Linked DNA regions of Homo sapiens: regions 2 and 3 are each linked to region 1. The links are chromatin loops, found by intact Hi-C in ENCODE. Cell type or tissue: gastrocnemius medialis. All regions are shown on one strand. Each heading gives the region's core, and the rest is flanking DNA. Links, peaks and the distances in the headings are about the cores only.

Region 1 (4,518 bases), core at 700-3,199:
GCAGGTTGCATAGCCCAGGCTCAGGTGCCCGCTGGGGATGACCCAGGAAAACACCCACCAAGCCAGCATGTTAGGGGGCACCCTCACCTAGGAAAGTGAGGTACAAGACAGGGAGTGTGTACTCTGCATAAATAAAAATGCCCTAGGATGAGGATGTGGAAGGAGAACTAGAGGATTATTCCTGTTTTGTTCTCTGTACTTGGAGAAACCCTCTGTGCTTCTCATATCACGGGGCCTGTGGGGCTGAAAACAGGGTGGCTTGAAGACATCCTCTCCTACTCTCCCCTCCCCTTTCTTCAGCTCCCCTCCCCTCTCCTCGGTGCTGTGGGTGCCTCTGCTCATGGAGGGAACCATGTGGCTGAGGCTGTTGTGATTCTTTCTGATTTGGTCTTGTGGTCTCTTTCTGCAGAGTTCCTATAAACTGTGCCCCACCTAATGGGCCTCGGGGATTTGGTGGTGGATGTGTACAGCACGCCTTTCACAAGATTCTTCTTTATCCTGGCAGGTGGCCTCATGCCTGAGGGTGAGACCCATGGTCTGGTGTTGCTCTCACAGGAATCTTGTTCATACTGGCAGACTCCTTGTGGCTCCCATCTGACCTGTTTCCAGCTATTCCCAATAAGATAGCCACTCTTTAGGCCAGCCCTGACTAGGAGAGGAGCTAGGTTCTGGTGCATCTGTCCGGGGAGACAGAGGAGGCAACTGGACAAAGCACATAGAGTCACAGAAGCAGCATATTCCTCACAGATCCCAGAGAGAAGAAGGCAGAATACCTCACATGGCTAGCGGAATGGAGGGAGCTGCCTGGGGCACACACACACACAACCACTGGGTGGGGATCGAGAGAGAGGAGGACCTGTAAGCTGAGGCCTTAAGTGGGGTCCAGGGGTCTACCCCAGGCAGGTTTCCCATAGGGAGTTCTAATTGATGGGTTTAGAGCAAGCAGGCACCGGTTCCATGTAATCACGCCATGACTGAGAGGTGGTCATTGCAGCATATCTGTGAGGTCCATGTGGGGTCAGTGGGGTGAGTCAAGTAGGTTGTATCCAGCTGTCTCGTAGGGCAGTGGTCACCAGGAGGTGTTTGTATAAGGCAGATGTCTGGATTGATCACATTGAGGAACTGGAAGGAGGTGGAGAGCTGGAAACTGTGTTAAGGGTGAGTAAGCCCTGCCTCTGGTAGGAAAAAGTTAAACCTCTGTTGGGAATGGTAACATGGAATTATAAGAGTTCACTACAAGCTGCATCCTAGGCCTTTCTCCTACTCTCACTGCCACAGAAACCCAGTGGTTCCGGGTTAGTGGGTCCGCATGTTGGTGCATGTTCGTGTGTGTGCGTGCATGCGTGTGTTTGTGCATGCATGTGCACATATGTGTGTCTGAGGTCTTTCTTTTCACCCTTAAACCCCAACAGGCTAGTGACAGGTTGTGGGCCCAGGGCAGCAGGGGCCACTGATCTTCAGGGGCCTCATGGCTCAAATGACATAGCAGGGCCCAGGCAGGGTTATGGTTGGAGAGACACCTGGGGACCCAGGGACGGCCCTGTGGCCCAGGCAGGGATGTGGCAGGAACCTCTAACAGAGCCTGCACCTGACAAGGACCAGAGAGTGGTAGCCTTGAAGTCACACCTGCCTCGATTTAATGAACAAGTGGGCAGTTTGCACAACTGGCCTGGCTGTTTCCAGTTAGCGTCGGCTCCCAGGGACTGGCACAGGCTCAGTCGGCTCAGCATATTGTCTATGGGCGATTTTCCATCTTGCTCACAAAACCAGGAACATTTACTATCTGGCCTTTTCCAGAAAAAAGTTTGCGGGTTCCCGGGCCATGCTCTCATTATTGTTGGCGTTATGAGGAAATGCAGATACAGCAGCAGAAGGAAGATCTGAGAGAAGAAGACAACAGGGTCACTGAAGTTGTGTTAAAGTGGTGCAGCACATTTGCCCTCTTTTTTTTTTGTACTTTCAAGACTGGCCACAATGCTGAATTTCAACGAAAGCACCCATAAGGAAGCCTGCCTTTTGATGTGCTCAGCCTGCGAGGGTCGGGAGGAAGAGAGGGGCCTGCCGCCTCGCGCCCTGCCCGCGCGCCCTCTGTGGGTGCCGCTGGTCCCGGTGTGGCCGGCAGGGGGCGCGCGCGCCATTCCCGGGCTCGCCGGGCGGGGCGGGGGCGCTTCCGAAGCTGAGCCGAGGACGCCGTGTTCCGCCGGTCCGGAGCGCCGCTACTCCGCGACCTGAGCCTGGCTCAGCAGCTCTGCCAGGCGTGCTTCCGCGCAGGGTGGCCGGACGTTCTGGGGAAGTTGCCCCGGGCCCAGCACAACGCCTGCGGGGGAGGGGGTGAGCGGCTCCAGCAAGGGACCCAGGGGCGGGGCTCAGGGAGACGGGGAGGGAGAATGGAATAGATAGGAACCGTCGAGATCTCGCAGGGGGGCCCACAGGCCACCCCCAGGGTCGCCTCCGCCCCCGCTGCCCTGCGGGCTACCGGCTCCAGTGGCGGGCCAGGACAGGGCAGCGCGAAGAGGAAACGCGCCCCGGCGCTAGGCCCCCCTCCCAAGGAAGGGGTCAAGCGGGCTCTGCCCTGCCCTACTAGTGTGACTGCTGGCTTCTGGGGGCTCAGCTCCCCGACTGTAGAGGAAGAGCTAGAAAAGCGATTCCCGAGAAGGGGAATCATTGTAAGCAGTTACTGCACTGTAAAGTGGCAGAGGGCTTGCTTGGTAGCGGAGAATCAATCGGGTTACTCTTCCTTCCTCACGGGAAGGGCATTTGTAAATTCCGCGTTGCAGAGACAGCCGGTGCTGGCCAGTTGCCTGGCAAGCGTGTGCTCACGCACACATCAGCTGCATCCATGAGGGAGATGATCCTATCTTAGCGTGGCAGGGCCAGAAAGGGGCTGAGAGTCTGGGCCCAGTACTGCTGGACTGTGCAGCCTTCGCTCTGTTCTCCTTCAGTGATGACTCACTCTCTCCTGAAAGAAGACCACACTGCCCCGGAGACACAGGAGGCCTTCTGACCTGGCCCGGTTGCCCTTCCTGGAGATGCCCCTCCTTCCCCAGAAGGCAGGCTCAGCTCATGGATGGTGCAGTCAGTAAGGGGAACTCAGTGCTGCCCAGGTCCCAGTCCACTGTGGACACCTGCATGATCTGACACTTCCCCATGAGGACTTTTGAGAAGCCAGATGACTTGTTTGAATTATCCAGTTCAGCTCCTGAGCCTCCTCTGCAAGATCCTACCAAGCAAACTTGGGGTGTTTCCCCTGCTCCCCTATTTCTGGTATTAACACCTTCCCCAGAACACCAGACTATTCCTGTTATGACGAGTAAAGACCTCTTAGTATTGTAACTTAAGGGGGTCACACCATGGCAACATTCTATTTTTTTCCTTTTTGTGTACTAGCTAGAATTACTCTATTTATTTACTTCAGGCATTTACTTGTTGTAATTATCTGATTTTGTGTCCCTGAAATAGTTTTTGCAGAAAAATCAGGATAAATTATTGATTCTGCCCCTTTTATTTTTTATAGTTTTTAGAAGGGGTTTATTTTTTATAATCCAAATGTGCCCAAGTAAGGTTTGTTTGTTGAGAAGTGCCTTTCCAAACCCCTCAATTTTTATTTTATTTATATTTATTTATTTATTTATTTATTCATTTTGAGACAGAGTCTTGCTCTGTCTCCCAGGTTGGAGTGCAGTGGCACCTTGTATTAGTCCGTTTTCATGCTGCTGATAAAGACATACCCCAGAATGGGAAGAAGAAGAGGTTTAGTGGACTTGCAGTTCCACATGACTGGGGAGGCCTTACAATCGTGGTGGAGGGCAAGGAAGAGCAAGTCAGGTCTTACACGGATGGCGGCAGGAAAAGAGAGAGAACTTGTGTAGGGGAACTCCTCTTTATAAAACCATCAGATCTCATGTGAGACTTATTCACTATCATGAGACCAGCACGAGAAAGACCTGCCCCTGTGATTCACAGGGACCCACTGGGTCCCTCCCATGACACATGGAATTGTGGGAGTTACAATTCAAGATGAGATTTGGGGGGAAACACAGCCAAACCCTATCAAGCCATCTCGGCTCTCTGCAACCTCCACTTCCCAGGCTCAAGTGATTCTCCTGCCTCAGCCTCCTGAGTAGCTGGGATTACAGGCATGCGCCACCACACCTGGATAATTTTTGTATTTTTTATAGACATGGGGTTTCATCATGTCGGCCAGACTGGTCTTGAACTCCTGACCTCGTGCAATCCACCTGCCTCAGCCTCCCGAAGTGTTGGGATTGCAGGAGTGAGCCACTGTGCCTGGCCCTCAATTTTTAACATGTATGTTTCCATTCATTGCTGAGCTGTTTAACCTTATATAATGTTAAAGAAAACAGATGGCAGCTAGGTAACAAGAGCCCTGTCAATGGGCATCCCCTTCTCCTATGTTCCGTTTCTGGGAATCAACTTAAAGAGACCATTAAAAACCAGATTTGCACAAAATCAAACAAACATATTGGTTGAAGCATTTAAAAGAATGAAAGTTTGGAA
Region 2 (4,518 bases), core at 937-3,436, 480 kb after region 1:
GTGCTCACCTGATTGTTGGTTCTTATGAAGGTGTTTTTTTGTGTGTAGATAGTTGTTAAATAGGTGTCCTTGTTGGGGAGATGATAAGTGGAGCATTCTATTCTGCCACCTTGCTCCACCTCTCCCCTCATTATTCTTTTTCATGTATTCTACATCTTAGTTACACTCATTTTTTTAGACGTTCCCAAACTTTGCTGCCCCCTTTTGTTCATAGATGTTCTTGCATCCACATGGCCAAATCAAGAGACCCTTTCTCCAGAGTCTTCCATTTTCTCTTCATTAGAATTAAACATCTTTTCCTATCAACTTTTCTGGGACACAATGTGTTCATCAGGTGTTAACATGTTAGTTTCATGAGTTTGTTCCTTGAGTCACTACATCTTATTTATTGTTGTATCCTTTAAATGCATAACAGAACTGGTAGGCTCAGTGAATGTTTGCTGCATTGAATAAGCAGAAGAAAATAATGACAAGTTTGCCTTCTGTTAGAGGAAGAAGACATGTATTCATAAAATAAAGGCACTAGGAGACAGCAAAAATAACGTAGTCCTGTGGTGATAATCATGTACGAAGAACATAATGTATATCATGTACCAAGAACATAAGGTTGTGTTTTGTGTCATAAGAAAAGGGGAAGTTCATTTGACAATCATTTATTAACCATTTGTTTTGTGCCAGACATAGTGCCAGGAATAAATCAGGTATGATCCCTGCCCTCATGGAACAAGGTAGGAGATTAATCAGTTATTCACCTTATTCAGTAAATGCTCATTGAGCACCAAATGTTAAGGTAACAGCCTCTAATCTGATGGAATTTAGGAGTCCTGTGGTTTAAGTAGTCATTATATATTATTGTCAAGTCCTTCATACTAGAGGTAAGATTTTTGGTGACCTTGAGGTATTTTGAAGTTATAAAGAGGGTTGTTTCTCTTTTATGTATTTTTTTTTTTTAGACTTAGAATGAACAAACTCAGGACTTAGAATGGAGTTTGAGAGCAAGGAGAAGCATAATCCCTCACTCCCAGAAAGAATTGGAATTGGGACAGTTGAGTCAATATTGTTGCAAGTGTTATAAAGCAGAGGCATGTACTTGTGAAGAGCATGATATGACCACATGGATCATCCGGGTTATTGTGGACTTTGGAATCTAGATGAGCCATGATAAAACAGTGCCTTTGGAAACATTGGTTTTATGTTTCATAGAATGTGCTACACATAAACAGTGTTTTATGCACGAAGATCAGTTGTGAAATAATGAGCCATGAGAGAATGTTTCAGACAAATAAAATAATAGTCCTTGAAAACACATTGTAATGTATGATTATGAAATTTGAATAGTATACTATGGAGTCTTAAAAGCTGAAGACTTAAGCAGCTTAGGGACATAAGGCTCTAATCTCTATTTGTGTGAGGTTGAGGAGGATTTGAGAAGGAAGTGAAAGCTCCTAGCATGTCCCCATTACCAGTCCCCTGCCTGTCTCTCCTATCTCAACTCTCATAGCAATAGAGATCAGATTTTAAATTTTGACCATGCCCAATTAGTTTAGTTTCCCAAGGTCATCGTGTAATTTCTACCATAGATTATCTAGTCACATCTCTCCTGAGATCACTTTCCCATTTCATAACTAAAAACTCTTATTGAACATTTAGACTGTTTTGTGACTAACACTCTCTAAAGTCTTTTCTGATGTTCCAGGGAATAACTGATGATGCTGAATCTGTATTCATTTTTACCCTGTATTGAATTATATCATTAACATTCTGATACCCTATTGTAACTATTTGTTTATATATGTTCCTTGCTCAGTAGAATATAACTGTGAAGACAGGGATGTTTTCACTGGGTGAATTTTTATAATCCCAACAAACAGCATAGTGCCTGGACAACTGGAAATCTCTCCCATTTGTTGTATAAAATAATAGATGAGTCGAAGCTGGGATGACCAGTTTTGTTTTGGGAGGGTGAGTGTTGGACAGTATACAGATTTCTTGGATGAGCTTGTTTGTAGAAATTCAGGGCTCATTACAGTTACAGTCTTTTGAAGAAATTCATTGTACTTTGAAAAAAAGAATTGGGCATACCATAAGACTTTCACATCTTGATAGATAATTAGTTCACTTTAGATGAATAAACAACATTATCAAATGATATTGCTTGAATACATTGATTTCTGGAGTCACTTTTGGCTCAAGAAGATTATGGATAAGTGGATAACTTTAGGGAAAGATACAATACCCAATTTTGGGGGGAGGTTTGCTAGTGATCAGTAGAAAGAGTAGCACAAAGGAAAAAAATCATAGTTATGAGACTTCTTGCCCTGTCATAAGCATCCCAGTTGTAATGAGGTTCTATTGTTGCTTACAGAAAAGATATTCCATGGTAGGGCTGGATGCCCACGCAGGCCAATGGCCAGCACATAGGGAACAAGTTGTTCTGTTCTACTTGCTTCATGTAGCTTTTCTTACTCCAGTGGAAAAAAAAATCCAACTAGGTGAGAGTGTATAACCAGAGACAAGCTGCTTATTAGCAATACAAGGAAAAGTAATTGTGCAATAGAGTAATGACAATGAAAATTAGTGCTCATCCCCAGGATTCAAGACCATAGCCACTCAGAGATCACAGGGAGCTTCACATGCTGTCTATCACAGCCAAGCATTTACAAGCCAATATTAATATAAACAGTGCACTAAAAAAGAATGTAAAACTAGACCTATTATGTTAGATCCTGGAAAAAAGGATCTTGGGACAGAGGGCAAGTGTGGACCAATCAAAAATTCGACTTTTGGAAGAGTTATATTTTTCTTTTCTTTTTTATTGGGTTTTTAATGTTGTGTGTAACTAAATAAAATACAGAAGGACTAAAGGAGTTTTGTTCATTATTAATCTATTGAGAAAAATACATGATATGTAAAAAAGATTTAATGTGTATCTTTGATACTTCTTCCAAATCCATGTATTTATAGGAACCAATGAACCAAGAAGGCAGGCAGACTTGCAAGGCCCTCATTACTCTTTGCTATGAGAAGGCTTCAAGTGGGCAGCCTATATTTTCTGATACAATTATTCTTTTTTTAATCTCTTAAAACACATACATCACAGACACACAAGAACACACACCCACACACACACTCCTCAAAAGTAATGTGAACATTCGTTAACACAACTTTCTGTCTTCCAGTTTGTCTACACCTAGAGCATAATCCTCCCTCAATATATTTGTCTCTCTGTCATCATCCTCAGATGGACTTAATGGTGGAGGAGTTAGTACCAAAAGCCTCATGCTGCATTCTGGAAGTTTCACCATTAGCCCAAAAGGGAAAAAAGAGTAACCTCTATGTCTATCCTAGAGGCTTCCTCATTGCAGACCAGACCTATGTGTAGACCCTGAGCATGCCTGCTGCCGCTTCGCTTCACCAGTCCTAGAGGAGTGAGCCATCTGCCAAACAGCATCCTTTAAAAATGTCCCCTTTTACCCTTACCCAAACCCTGATCCCACCTACCAAGCTCCATGCAGCCAGCTGGAAGGCTGACTATGGAGTGAGAGAGAGAGAGAGAGGAAGGGCTGGCTTGGATTGAGCCTCCCTCTTGTTTACATTGCATTACAATTCTTTTAAAAATTGGGGTTTTATGGTATTTATAAATATTTTATTGATTGATTGATTTGAGGCAAAATCAACATGTCTTTCTTTCAGCAATGGTTGTGTGAAGTCAGCTGTGTCAAGGTGTATCCCCCTGTAGGGGCTCCCATAAGTTAACACTCTACTTCTTCAGAATGAAATTCTAAGTCAATTACTTAATGTCCACTTGTAGGCTTAGTTTATTTATCTCACATTCATTTTATTACAGACATGTTTTAAATGCAAGCTTATAAATGAGCATCTGAGCAACTGTGAAGCCGATTTGCTGTGCACTGGTTACCAACTTGTCTGAGTTTGGTGAGACAGAACCCTCAAGCCCAGAAAGTTACATGAAATGGATTCATTAAGTACAGATTGGCAACATGTGCCAACAGAAGCCTAGGATCCATTGTGAGCTGGTCCCCCAAAGCTTGAGAAAATTGCCCAGGGCAGATGGTGTCTCCTCTTTATGTGCCCCATTTGCACTGCAGCTTAGGGATTCTGAAAGACAGCTCACCCTGGATTGTATACTCTGGGGCCTTGTGAGCTGGGCTAAAGAATTGAAGGACATCCTACTTGGGGGAAGAGGGGCCGGAACAGAGCACAGATTGTTCTGGCCTGCTCCTTGCTAATTTTAGAATGTTGCATTCCCAGCACATACTATAGTTATTCTTGAAAACTACAAGCAAAACAAAGGGAGAACTAGGTTGGTCCAAAATCCCCAGAAAATGGTCCTGCAGCAACCACATCCCATTTTATAGACACCAATCTCATTTCTCTCCCACTGTGAGTAAGCAGGATTACAAGGTCCTAGAGCTTCAGAGCTTCTCAGTTTTAAGTATAGTATATTTTAGCATTCCTGGCCCTAGGATCCAGGCTTCCCCAGCAATTCTGTATCCA
Region 3 (4,518 bases), core at 1,110-3,609, 72 kb after region 1:
TATCTCTGCACACCTTTCCCCAGGTGTTCTAGATGCCTCCTCCTCTCCCACCCCAGAGGACCCCTGCTTGGGATTTCATGTTAATCACATTCCTTTGCTTTATAGTCTAATCTCAGACATCCACTCTTCAAAACAATGCATTGCTTAGTTGCTTAGTGGAGCCTACTGTGAAATTTATGTACATGGAATTACAATGTGTCCACCATTCTGAAACTGACTTTTTATTCAGGCAATAGTATGTGTTTGAAACATTGTAACTTGTTGATGTAACTGTAGTTTATTAATTTCTCTGGTTTGGTCTTATGATTTTTCTTAAGCCTGCAGATGTGGTGAGTTCATTTACTGGTATTGCTCTATGATATTTCATGTGCGAAGAAGATACCACAACCTGTTTATTAATTGTACTCCCGAGGGAGTGCTGGCTGTTGCCTTCCCTCCTTGGTTTCCAGTGGGCAGAGAGCCATTCTGCACAGCTGGCCGTCTCCCAAGCACATGGGCACTTGTCTCTTTTGGGTGGAATGACTGTGTTGTAGAGTCTGTATATGCTCTGTTCTGTTAAATTTTGTCAAATTGATTTTCCAGGTGGTTGGGCCACGTTACCTTCCAGTTGGAAGTGTAGGGGGGTTTCCACTGCTCCACATCCTCACCAATGCTTGGTTTCTTATTTTTTATATTTTGCCAGTTTGATGGTTCAAAGGGGCACTGGATCGTGGTTCTAGTTTACATTTCTCTGGTACTGACGAGCCCCTTGGGGATAACTGGAGAGACGCTGAGTGACAGCGGTGGTCAGAACTGGATTCTGTAGGACGGGGTGGGGAGGAGTAGAAGGCTGCAGTGGCGGGGGGTGGGGCAGACGTGGGTCTGGCGCACATTCTTTCTGCTTTTTTCTCATTTGTATTGGTTCCAAGTTCAGTCTCAGAAGAATCACATCAATTCTGACTTGTAATTCTAGAGATCTCTATTTTCCAGAAATTTTCTATGAGAATCTTTGAAGCTTGAGGGCTGTGATTTTTCTCCAGGATGAAGGTTAAACCCTGTAAATGTGCAGAACGTTCTCCTAACAACCCATTCCAGTAAATGGTGCATGACAGGTGTGTAGGGCACTGTGGGTGAGGCTGAAGCATCACCCCAGATGCAGGGGTACATTCCTAGGAGCACAGACATGTGAACATGCTTCACCCTCCACATCTGACCCTGGGACTCACCCACTTCTCTCTACTCCCACTGCTCCCCTGGTCAGATGGCCCATTAGAAGGCTCAGGGAATGGTACCTTACTTTCATATAAAGCTGCCTTTACTGAATTTGCATATATTAATGATAGTATTCCAGCTTGACTGAAGCTGGGTGTGAGGTTTGTGTCTCATGGAATTGTTCTGGGAACTTCCCAGAAGGCATGTGAACTCTCTGACAACATTATAGGTACTCAATAAAGAGTAGCTAGTATCAATTTGCCATGTCTAATTGAACAAATACTATGACTAATTAACATGCTAAATGCAGGAGGTATGGTGATAAATAAAACAGTGCCTTGTCCCCTGAAGCTTACATTCTACTAGGGGAGACAGCTGCACACGTGAAACATATGAAGACATAAGGCAGTTTCAGATAGTGGCCCTTCCAACAGGGAGAGCCAGGTGGCAGAGTGAAAAGGAGAGGAGACAGAGCATTCCAGACAGAGGCAGAAATACCTGCAAATGCTCCCTGGTTATGAGCTCTGTGTGTTCTGGCAACAAGAGAAGTCAGGCAACTGCAGTGATGGTGAAGGTTAAAGGTCATAGAGATGTGAGGCTCCACCAATCCCAGGTGTGGGCCAAGGCACAGAGAGGGGAATGCTCTCTGTTTGTGTCTTATATCAGCATTTTGTGATAGGGTTCAAAGTTATACTCTCTGAGGGCTCCCACTTCCAGATCTAACAATACGGTAGATGCTGGGGAGGCTTAGGGTCTTCCTTGCTCCAACCCAGCCTGGGCAGGAAGAAACTTTTGATGCCTGCCATGGGGCAACATTAGCAGCCTCAGCTCACTCCAGCTCTTGTCCGGTATCTCTACTTGCATCCCATCAGTGGGACCCCAAACAGCTCTGGGGACCCCAGGGTGCAGGAACGATGCCCATCATCATGCTGGGCACCATGCTGTGCTATGGAGACCCTGTTGTCACAGAAGTAAACCATTGCCCAGTGGAGGAGGCCTACCCCTTTCCTCTTCCTGTACCATCACTCAGTGTCTGTGGTCCCCACCCCTGGCCTGGGGTTCCAGTGAGTCGTGGGTAATACTGGGCACACATTTATGAGTGTTTCTTACATGTGAATGCCATATGTGCCCCAGTGGAAAAAAAAATAAGGACTCATTTAAGTTTTTTATTATTTGGATCTTTTCCTGACACCTGAATGATGAGCATTGGAATGTTCTCACCAAATTTGTGTTATATAAGGACTACTTCTTGAATGTAAGATTTCAAAGGATGCTGAATTAGAACTTTGGCAATAGCAAAATACTTTTTTCCAAACCATCCCAAACTCTCCATGGATGGTGGCTTGTTTCCAATTTGGAATGGCTTCAGTTGAAGATGTTTTTTGCATTGGTCTTTGTGTTCACAGTCCCTGGTGAAGGGGCTGATAGGCTTAAAAGCAGCATTTGGGGAGAGAGAGAGACACACACAGAAGGAGAGAGGTAGGAGGGAGAGAGGCAGAGCGAGCAAGAGAGAGCTGTACTGTGTTCTTTCTCAGAAAGTACCTGGCAGGCTGGAAGCAGCTCATGTGCCAATATTTGAAAACTATAAATAGAGTCCTTTGGGATTGGCTTACATGAATTGGTAGGAATGCCAAGCTTGGGAAGCTGCTGGGGCATGGTGGGGGGAGAGCAGGGAACAGTGTGCTATTCCTAGGACAGGTAACGCCTCTCTTTAGTGTAGTGGGGAGGGCCCTAGGCGGACTGCAGAGAGGAGGAGCTGAGGTACAGGTGCACTGTCAGGTCAGACATGTGAGCAAGTTGGTGAGAAAATTCATTTGTTCAGCTTCATACTTGGGAAGCAGCTGTAGCATTCAGGGTGGGAATTCTCAGTCCTGCTGCAGCTGCAGCACTCAGGGAAGGACTCTGGGGCCGGGCTGGGACAGGGCTGAGCAGGGAGCTGGATTGAGGGAAGTTTGAAATCACGGATCTAGCTAACTCTTCTAATTTGATGATGGGGAGACTGAGGCTTGGCCCTTTGTTCTTTTTCCTGCACCACTGCCAATCTTTCATGGGGTAAAGACCAATTTTAATGCAGTTCACTGAGATTCTTCTGCCCATCTGTGGAGGAGGTTGGTTGGGGGGCCTGGACACAGGAAGACTGCCGTCCTCAGCTCCCCTAAAAGCCACTGCAGCACGGGATGCCTGGACTGGCTTCTCTCCAGCTTCATCTCAGAAGATAAAATGTCAAACTCAGAGCTATCCCACGCTTGTCAAAATGCGTCGCAAAGAAAACTCACGGAGACAAGCACCTAGGCATTTGCTAGTGTTCAATACTGTTCATTTGGTCCCAGCCTTAAGCCACATCATCAGAGTGCTCTGGGGACCACATGGCTTTCTTTTATTGCAGTACTTTTCCTGAATGCTCCTAAAATGTAATGTACATTGCAGGGACATTCTAAGACAGAGCCCTGTAAAATGCATGACTTTGCTCGCCATGAGGACATCGGTGAGGCTGTCCTTGACTACGCTACATCATGATCTCTGTATAAAGACCTCAGGGAGAAACCTCTGACCTCTCTTTGACTTGCTGTGTTTCTCCTTGGGCAGCCAGCTAACCTTTATACTGCAGACTCAGGAAATGGTGCCACTGATTCCGTGTCCCTTGATGCACTGGTTATACAATCTCACAGCCCAATATGCCCCCTCTTCTCTGCAAGTGCATGGTTATACCTACTTGTGGTCTTCATCCTTTTTTTTCCTTCCTGGCCATTGTGAGTCTGTCCATCTATGTGAGAGCTCTGGGTTCATCCTGAGCCATCCTGGTGAGGACGGAGAGTGTTTGGAGCTTAGGTCCCACCACCAACCTTCTTCCCTTTCTTTCTCTCTTTTTCTTCCTTGCGACCCTTCTAGCATCTCACTTCCTTCCTTGCCTAAGAATCTCATCCTCTAACTGCCTCTGACTCACTCTGGGATGATCAAGCATCTTTGGGATCTAATAGTCCAAGGTCCCAGTCCCAGTTCTATTGCTTATTACTTGGGTAACTCTGTATTTGTGGTTTAGCCTCGCTGAGCCTTAACTTTCTGCCAAATGAGGTAGACATAACCCTACTGAGGGCTAACACAGGGGAAAGCCGTAACCATGGCTGATCCATTATGGTTGCATCAGAAAAGCCAATTTCCTTGTCAATCAATGCCAAAAGCACTCCCTTCTGCATTAATCAGACCCCATCTGCCCTGCAATTTGTTTCTTAGAATTCAGAACAAAACAAAACGAAGCACAGAAGCCTCTGGCCATCCCCTTCATCCAGCAGATGGCAGTCTCTGATCAGGAATCTCTTGGCCTAGCTG

What was found. Hi-C counts contacts between places; a loop is a spot of excess contacts. Peaks named below come from ENCODE experiments on the same cell type or tissue, not always from the same donor. Only the 100,000 strongest peaks of a DNase experiment are listed, where the experiment ranks them.
Region 2: it touches region 1 in a loop (4-fold over the local background); 6 of 110 quality-filtered maps call a loop at or near these places.
Region 3: a loop joins it to region 1, with 9 times the contacts of the local background. A loop is called at or near these places in 35 of 110 quality-filtered maps.

What each region holds. Positions count from the first base shown.
Region 1 is chr7:47,252,204-47,256,721 of GRCh38, reverse strand. It overlaps LOC124901628 (a long non-coding RNA gene), which reads left to right and starts at 2,108. Exons shown (of 2, transcript XR_007060318.1): 1 at 2,108-2,331; 2 at 2,943-4,518. RefSeq lists a silencer at 2,047-2,226. In gastrocnemius medialis, for the core only: a CTCF peak has its summit at 2,110 (motif pointing right); DNase peaks (open chromatin) are centred at 2,201 and 2,941; H3K4me3 peaks cover 783 bases; H3K27ac peaks cover 1,440 bases.
Region 2 is chr7:46,772,656-46,777,173 of GRCh38, reverse strand. No RefSeq gene overlaps it. Among named protein-coding and RNA genes, the nearest start is that of SNORD151, 690 kb to the left of the region's middle. In gastrocnemius medialis, for the core only: no CTCF peak of the experiment used is centred there; a DNase peak (open chromatin) is centred at 2,393; H3K27ac peaks cover 2,199 bases.
Region 3 is chr7:47,180,361-47,184,878 of GRCh38, reverse strand. No RefSeq gene overlaps it. Among named protein-coding and RNA genes, the nearest start is that of SNORD151, 280 kb to the left of the region's middle. In gastrocnemius medialis, for the core only: no CTCF peak of the experiment used is centred there; no DNase peak of the experiment used is centred there; H3K27ac peaks cover 2,052 bases.